Regions from separate parts of the Homo sapiens genome. Here region 1 is linked to region 2. A link is an interaction called in ENCODE POLR2A ChIA-PET data of the cell type or tissue named here. Cell type or tissue: MCF 10A. All regions are shown on one strand.

The links. Peaks named below come from ENCODE experiments on the same cell type or tissue, not always from the same donor. Only the 100,000 strongest peaks of a DNase experiment are listed, where the experiment ranks them.
Region 1: POLR2A ChIA-PET joins it to region 2 with 5 read pairs; 6 of 35 experiments call an interaction of 5 or more read pairs at or near these places.

What each region holds. Positions count from the first base shown.
Region 1 is chr1:15,551,135-15,555,134 of GRCh38, reverse strand. The region is part of intron 7 of DNAJC16 (DnaJ heat shock protein family (Hsp40) member C16); the gene reads right to left. Among named protein-coding and RNA genes, the nearest start is that of DNAJC16, 26 kb to the right of the region's middle. In MCF 10A, no CTCF peak of the experiment used is centred here; no DNase peak of the experiment used is centred here.
Region 2 is chr1:15,786,672-15,790,671 of GRCh38, reverse strand. No RefSeq gene overlaps it. Among named protein-coding and RNA genes, the nearest start is that of UQCRHL, 19 kb to the left of the region's middle. RefSeq lists enhancers at 2,752-3,516, 3,517-4,000. In MCF 10A, no CTCF peak of the experiment used is centred here; DNase peaks (open chromatin) are centred at 1,891, 2,351 and 3,861.

The sequences.
Region 1 (4,000 bases), 240 kb after region 2:
AAAAGTACGAGGATTACAGGTGTGAGCCACCGCGCCTGGCCTACATTCTTTTTTAAAAAAATTTTTTCTGCAGCATAAACTATCAAACAAAAAAAAAAAAAGCTTTTTAATAGGATAAAAAATAGGAGGCACCTAGAAATAAGTTGAAAAAAATGTTCTTTCCAGAGAAAATTATAAAATTTATGAAGACATATTACAGAAGACCTAAACAAATGAAACAGATATATCATGTTCAAAGGTTGGAAGGCCCAATTTTCTAAGGATAGAATCACTTTAAGACATACTTCCCCTATATCAAGATCATGAAGGTATTCTTCTCAGAGCTTCTAAAAGCCGTATAGCTTTGCCTTTTATACGATCTCTATCCTCCCCAAACCGACTTAACAATCAGTATAAACCCAATAAGACACCAGTAAGTTTTTTGGGTTGGTTTGTTTTGATGGAAGTTGACAGAATTTAAAATGTATACAAAAAGTACAAAAGACCAATATATACAAAAAGTACAAAAGACCAACAGCTATAATGCTTTTGAAGGAAAAAAAACCTTTCCCCAAATCTAAAAAACAAAGTGAGGAGATTTGTTCTATCAGATATCAAGACTATTCCAAATGATTTTAAATACTTAAATATAAAAGGCAAAGCTATACAGCTTTTAGAAGCTCTATGAGAAGAATACCTTCATGATTTTTGATGTAGGGGAAGTATATCTTAAATAGAAACAAGGAAGAACCAATCACAAAGGAAAATATTGATATGAGTGAATATACTAAAAGAATTTATGTTCATCAAAAAGACATCAAATACAATAATATATTCATGGCATCATTATTCAAATAACCAAAAACTGGAAAAACTCTGTCAACAATAGAATGGACTGGACAAACACACCATAGTCTATTCCTATCATGCAATTTTCTTTCTTTTTTTTTTTTGAGACAGGGTCTTGCTCTGTTGCTCAGGTTGTAGTGCAGTGGCACGAACACAGCTCACTGCAGCCTTGACCTCCCGGGCTGAAGCAATTCTCCTGCCTCAGCCCTCCAAGTAGCTGGAACTTCAGGTGTGTACCACCACACCCAGCTAATTTTGTATTTTTTGTAGAGACAAGGTTTTGCCATGTTGCCCAGGCTGGTCTCGACCTCCTGGGCTCAAAGGATCTGCCCGTCTCGACCACCCAGAGTGCTGGCATTACAGGTGTGAGCCACTGTGCCTGGCCATGCAATTTTCAACAACAAGAATGAAGATAAAACTCCAAATAATGACATGTATGAATCTCAAAAACATAAGCTGAGAGAAACCAGATACAAGATATATACACTACATTATTCCATTTGGATAAAATCCAAAAATGCAAAGACGAATCTATGCTGTTAGAAAACAGGATAGTGCTGACCTTTGGGAAGGAGGTAAGTAGGTAGGGGGAGGGAGGGGCCTTCTGGGCTGATGACAATATTTTGTTTCTTGATCAAGTGAAGCTAACATGGATGTGTTCATTGTGTGAGAATTCACTGAGCTTCACACCTCTGACTTGTGCATCTTTCTGCATGTGTATTATATGTCAATAAATAATTTTAAAATGTGAGTATCATAAAAATAATAAAAACAGCCAGGTGCGGTGACTCACGTCTGTAATCCCAGCACTTTGGGAGGCCGAGATGGGTGGATCATCTGAGGTCAGGAGTTCGAGACCAGCCTGGCCAACATGGTGAAACCCCATCTCTACCAAAAATACAAAAATTAGCTGGGCGTGGTGGAGTGTGCCTACATCCCAGCTACTCAGGAGGCTGAGGCAGGAGAATCGCTTGAACCCGGGAGGCGGAGGTTGCAGTGAGCTGAGATCACACCACTGCACTCTAGCCTGGGCAACAAGAGTGAAACTCCATCTCAAAAAAACAAAACAAAACAAAAGACAAGCCACAGAATGGGTGAAGATATTTGCCACGGAGATAAACAAAAGACTATGAGAAAAAAACAGGAAAAAAAGAGATGAACATATAAATAACCCCTACAAATCAATTACAGAAAGGCAGATATCTAATTAAAAAATGGGTAAAAGACTTAATAGACAGGCCGGGCGCGGTGGCTCACACCTGTAATCCCAGCACTTTGGGAGGCGGAGGTGGGCGGATCATCTGAGGTCAGGCGCTCGAGACCAGCCTGGCCAACATGGTGAAACCCTGTCTCTATTAAAAATACAAAAAAATTAGCCAGGTGTGGTGGCTTGTGCCTGTAGTCCCAGCTACTCCGAAGGCTGAGGCACAAGAATCACTTGAACCCAGGAGGCGGAGGTTGCAGTGAGTCGAGATCTCACCACTGCACTCCAGCCTTAGAGACAGAGCAAGACTGTGTCTCCAAAAAAAAAAAAAATAAATAATAATAATAAAAAGACACATAACAGGTAGGCATATCATAATGAGGGCATCCAAAAGGTTCATATACAAATGAGAAGATGACTTCCTGTTGACAAGAATTTAAAAAAAAATTAAAAACAAAAAAATTAAAATAAAAAAAAGAAGAAATCTGTGTTCCTTGCACTTATAATGGATCTTTTACTCATGTATTATTTCATAATACCCTGCACTGGTCATCTGAATGCAGAGTATGTGAATATTGGTCCACTGATCTTCCAAACAGTAACTTTTTTTTTTTGAGATGAAGTCCCACTCTGTCGCCCAGGCTGGAGTGCAGTGGCGCGATCTTGGCTCACTGCAACCCCCGCCTCCCAGGTTCAAGTGATTCTTCTGCCTCCGCCTCCCGAATAGCTGGGACTACAGGTGCATGCCACCACGCCAGCTAATTTTTGTATTTTTTTTTAGTAGAAACAGGGTTTCACCATATTGGGCAGGCTGGTCTCGAACTCCTGACCTCATGATCCACCTGCCTCAGCCTCCCAAAGTACTGGGATTACAGGCTTGAGTCACCACGCCTGGCCAACATATTTTATTATACTTATTAAAAAAAGAACGGGCTGGGTGCAGTGGCTCACACCTGTAATCCCAGCACTTTGGGAGGCCCAGGCAGGAGGACCACTTGAGGCCAGGAGTTCAAGACCATCCTAGTCAACAAAGTGAGACCCTGTCTCTCAAACAAAAAAAATTTTTTTTTTTTTGAGACAGAGTCTCATTCTCACCCAGGCTGGAGTACAGTGAAACAATCTTGGCTCACTGCAACCTTTGCCTCCTGGGTTCAAGTGAATCTCCTGTCTCAGCCTCCCGGGTAGCTGGGATTACAGGTGCATGCCACCACACCCGGCTTTTTTGTATTTTTAGTAGAGACGGGGTTTCACCATGTTGGCCAGGCTGGTCTTGAACTCCTGAATTCAGATGATATGCCTGCCTCAGCAAAAAAAATTTTTTAAAAAAATTAGCCAGTGGTGCATGCCTGTAGTCTCAGCTGCTCGGGAGACTGAGGCAGAAGGATCACTTGAGCCCAGGAAGTCGGAACTGCAGTGAGCCGAGTCTGTGCCACTGCACTCCAGCCTGAGTGACAGAGTGAGATCCTCTAAAAAACAAAAACAAAAGCAAAAAAAAAAAAAACCACATCACTTTGATGAACCAATCTCATCAGAAAATTCTGAGAAGCTGTCATGATGGCCAGTACAAATTTTTCGAAATTCTAATGTTCTTGGAAGCCTGAATTTTATCACTGGCAATAAATACCACCAGTTGTTTGTTTTAAAGTGCCACATCACTTCATCTGTTTTAGAGAAAATGTCTGCCAAATTCCCGAGTCTAAATAACCATAGTTGTCTGTCATTCTTCCAAGTAAAAATGATATTCCATTAAGAAAAGTGGCAAGGTAAGCACTTGTCCTCAGGACATTTGTACTCTGTTGTGCAGCAGGACAGCTTTATGCACACTTCCCAGCTCATCACACAGAATATTAAATCCATCAAAAAGACATGCACTCAAGGGTTAAGGTTTAATAAAATTAACACTTCTTACTGCTTCATCAAAGATATAAGGTGAGGCCGGGCACGGAGGCTCACGCCTGTAATCCCACC
Region 2 (4,000 bases):
GTGTGCCACTATGCCTGGCTAATTTTTGTATTTTTAGTAGAGACGGGGTTTTACCATGTTGGCCAGGCTGATCTTGAACTCCTGATCTCGTGATCCGCCTGCCTCAGCCTCCCAAAGTGCTGGGATTACAGGTGTGAGCCACCACGTGTGGCCTTTTTTTTTTTTTTTTTAGACGGAGATCTCGCTCTGTCACCCAGGCTGGAGTGTAATGGCACGATCTCGGCTCACTGCAACCTCCGCCTCCTGGGTTCAAGCGATTCTCCTGCCACAGCCTCCTGAGTAGCTGGGATTACAGGCGTGCACTACCACAGCTGGCTAATGGCTAATTTTTGTATTTTTAGTACAGATGGGATTTCACCATTTTGGCCAGGCTGGTCTCGAACTCCTGACCTCAAGTGATCCACCTGCCTCAGCCTCCCAAAGTGCTGGGATTACAGATGTGAGCCACCGCACCCAGGCTGCCATCCTTTTTAAGGTTGAAGAATCTTCCATTGTCTGGAGAGACCACATCTTGTCATCCGTTCTTCTGTTCATGGACACTTGGTTCCTTCCCCCTTTTGGCTATTGTGAGTAATGCTGATATGAACATGGGTGCACAAATATCTCTTTGAATCTAGAGAATATATTTTATCTTTGCCAGTAAGTGTACCCAAAGGGAAGGGAAATCATCTTTGCCTGGGGTGTTCTGATTGTGCCTACATGTGGCAGGCGCCCTCCAAGTGAGAGCAGAGAAAAGGATGAAAAGAGGAATGAAAAGAAGAATGAAGGTTGGTTGGGAGGGTTGGGGTGGGGGAGGTGAATACACACTATTGAGTGCTCCCTAGAAGCATCCCCTTATGGAATGGAATGATTTTTACATGGGCAGCCCGAAAAGCAGAGGCATCTCCTAGAATTTCATCCAGGTAACACCCCTCCAAATACACTCAAACAGAAGCATGCTAGGACATGAGGAATTACAACAAGGCTATATATACACACACACACACACACACACACACACACACACATATGCATATATATACACATATACATACATATATACATATATGGACATGTATATACACACATATACATATATATACGCACACACACATATATATGGTTTTTTTGTTGTTTGTTTATATGGTTTTTTTGTTGTTTTGTTTTGTTTTTTGAGACGGAGTTTTGCTCTTGTTGCCCAGGCTGGAGTGCAATGCCGTGATCTCGGCTAACCACAACCTCCGCCTCCCAGGTTCAAGCGATTCTCCTGCCTCAGCCTCCCGAGTAGCTGGGATTACAGGCATGCGCCACCACACCTGGCTAATTTTGTATTTTTTGTAGAGACAGGGTTTCTCCACATTGGTCAGGCTGGTCTCAAACTCCCAACCTCAGATGATCCGCCCTCCTTGGCCTTCCAAAGTGCTGGGTATATAGGCATGAGCCACCACGTCTGGCCTAAGAAGGTTAAAGTCAAAAGCAACACCACTCAGCAGCTGTCCTGAACACGCATCTCAGGGCCACCCACACAAATGAGAATGTCTCCTGCAGCTGCTGCTGCGTCGCCCCCAATCACAGCTGTAGATATAAAGGGATCGAGTCACTGAACCATACAATCACCCCGCTTTCTGACAGCACACATCCAGAGCAAACCCACACTTCCTTAAATCTTTCTCCAAATCCGATACCAGCACTAACACTGCTTTTGGAGATGCCCTGGCTTCCCCGTGCTGTGTGGCCTCCCTTGCCACAGCAAGCATAATAAACCCAAATTTGTTGACTGCAGGCGTGTTCCTGGTGGTCTGATTGACAGGCATCAACGTGACCATGGAGGGAGTGACGGCTAGAGAATTTCAGGGTTCACAAGATGAAGCCAGTGACTCATGAACTAAGCTGAAATCTCTCAGCCTAATACTTCCCTTTCTCTCACAGCAACTCTCCATGATAGATTAGAACTGTTCCAACTTGGCTGGGCATGGTGACTCACGCCTGTAATCCCAGCTATTTGGGAGGCCAAGGTGGGAGGATTGCTTGAGCCCAGGAGTTTGAGACCAGCCTGAGCAACATAGTGGGACTCCATCTCTATTTATTTATTTATTTATTTTGAGATGGAGTTTTGCTCTTGTTGCCCAGGCTAGAGTGCAATGGCGCGATCTCAGCTCACTGCAACCTCCACCTCCCAAGTACAAGGGATTCTCCTGTCCCAGCCTATCAAGTAGCTCATATTACAGGCATGTGCCACCAGGCCCGGCTAACTTTTTTGTATTTAGTAGAGATGGGGTTTCATCATGTTAGTCAGGCTGGTCACGAACTCCTGACCTCAGGCTATCTACCCGCCTTGGCCTCCCAAAGTGCTGGGATTACAGGCATGTGCCACCGTGCCTGGCCTCTTTTTTTTTTTTTTTTGAGACGGAGTCTCGCTCTGTCACCAGGCTGGAATGCTATGGCGCAATCTCGGCTCACTGCAACCTCCGCCTCTCAGGTTTAAGCAATTCTCTTGCCTCAGCCTCCTGAGTACCTGGGATTACAGGTGCGCACCAACACACCCAGCTAATTTTTTTGTATTTTTAATAGAGTCGGGGTTTCACCATGTTGGCCAGGATGGTCTTGATCTCTTGACCTCGTGATCTGCCTGCCTTGGCCTCCCAAAGTGTTAAAATTACAGGCATGAGCCACCACGCCCGGCCTCTATTTTTATAATACATTTTATATATATATATATATATATATATTTTTTTTTTTTTTTTTTTTTTTTTTTTGAGATGGAGTCTTACTCTATCACCTAGGCTGGAGTGCAGTGGCGCAATCTCAGCTCACTGCAGGCTCTGCCGCCCAGGTTCAACCGATTCTCCTATCTCAGCCTCCCAAGTAGCTGGGATAACAGGCGCCTGCCACATCGCCTGGCTAATTTTTGTATTTTTAGTAGAGATGGGGTTTCACCATGTTGACCAGGCTGGTCTTGAACTCCTGACCTTGTGATCTGCCTGCCTCGGCCTCCCAAAGTGCTGGGATTACAGGTGTGAGCCATCGCGCTCAGCCAATAAATAAAATGTTTTAAACTGCTCCAGATGAGAACATCAAGGCTGAGGGTTACTAACTTGTCCACGCTATTGAGTACAGAGATAGGTCTGAGATCTGGGTGGCCTGTCACCAAGCCAGTGCTCTTTCAGGCCAACTCTTTCTGGGCCTGTGCTCACCAAGTGAGCCCAGGGGTCAGTGTGCAAGCTTGAAAAGGGAGAGCAGCCTAGTTATGTGCAGGGAGCACGCCCTGGGGGTGTTTTTTTTTTATTTTTGAGACAGGGTATCATTCTGTCACCCAGGCTGGAGCGCAGTGACACAATCACGGCTCACTGCAGCCTCGACCTCCTGGGCTCAGGTGATCCTCTTACCTCAGCCTCCCAGGTAGCTGGGACTATAGGTGCACACCACCGTGCCCAGCTCATTTTTCATAGAGACGGGGTTTCGCCATGTTGACACGGCTGGTCTCAAACTCCTGAGCTCAAGCCATCCACCCACCTCGGCCTCCCAAAGTGCTGGCACTGCACCCAGCCTGACTGTTGATTCTTATTTTTTTGAATCAGTCTATCACCCAGGCTGGAGTGCGGTGTTGTGATCTCAGCTCACTGCAACCTCTGCCTCCCAGGTTCGAGATTCTCCTACCTCAGCCTCACGAGTAGCTGGGCCTAGAGGCAAGCACCACCATGCCCAGCTAATTTTTGTATTTTTAGTAGAGGCGGTGTTTCACCATGTTGGCCAGGCTGGTCTGAAACTCCTGGCCTCAAGTGACCCGCCCACCTCAGCTTCCCAAAGTGCTGGGATCACAGGCATGGGCCACCACGCCCGGCATGAGTGTTAATTCTTAAAGCATTTGGCAGCCCTACTGAGGCTCCTGCAGCCAACCCCATCAGTGGTGGCCTGTGTCCAGGAGAAGCACACCCAGTGAGTTGGCCGGCCCCAGTGCTGGGCATGAGGCAGGAAATGAGCCCCTCCATCTGCTGAGCTGAGCCCCAGCACTCTTCGGACA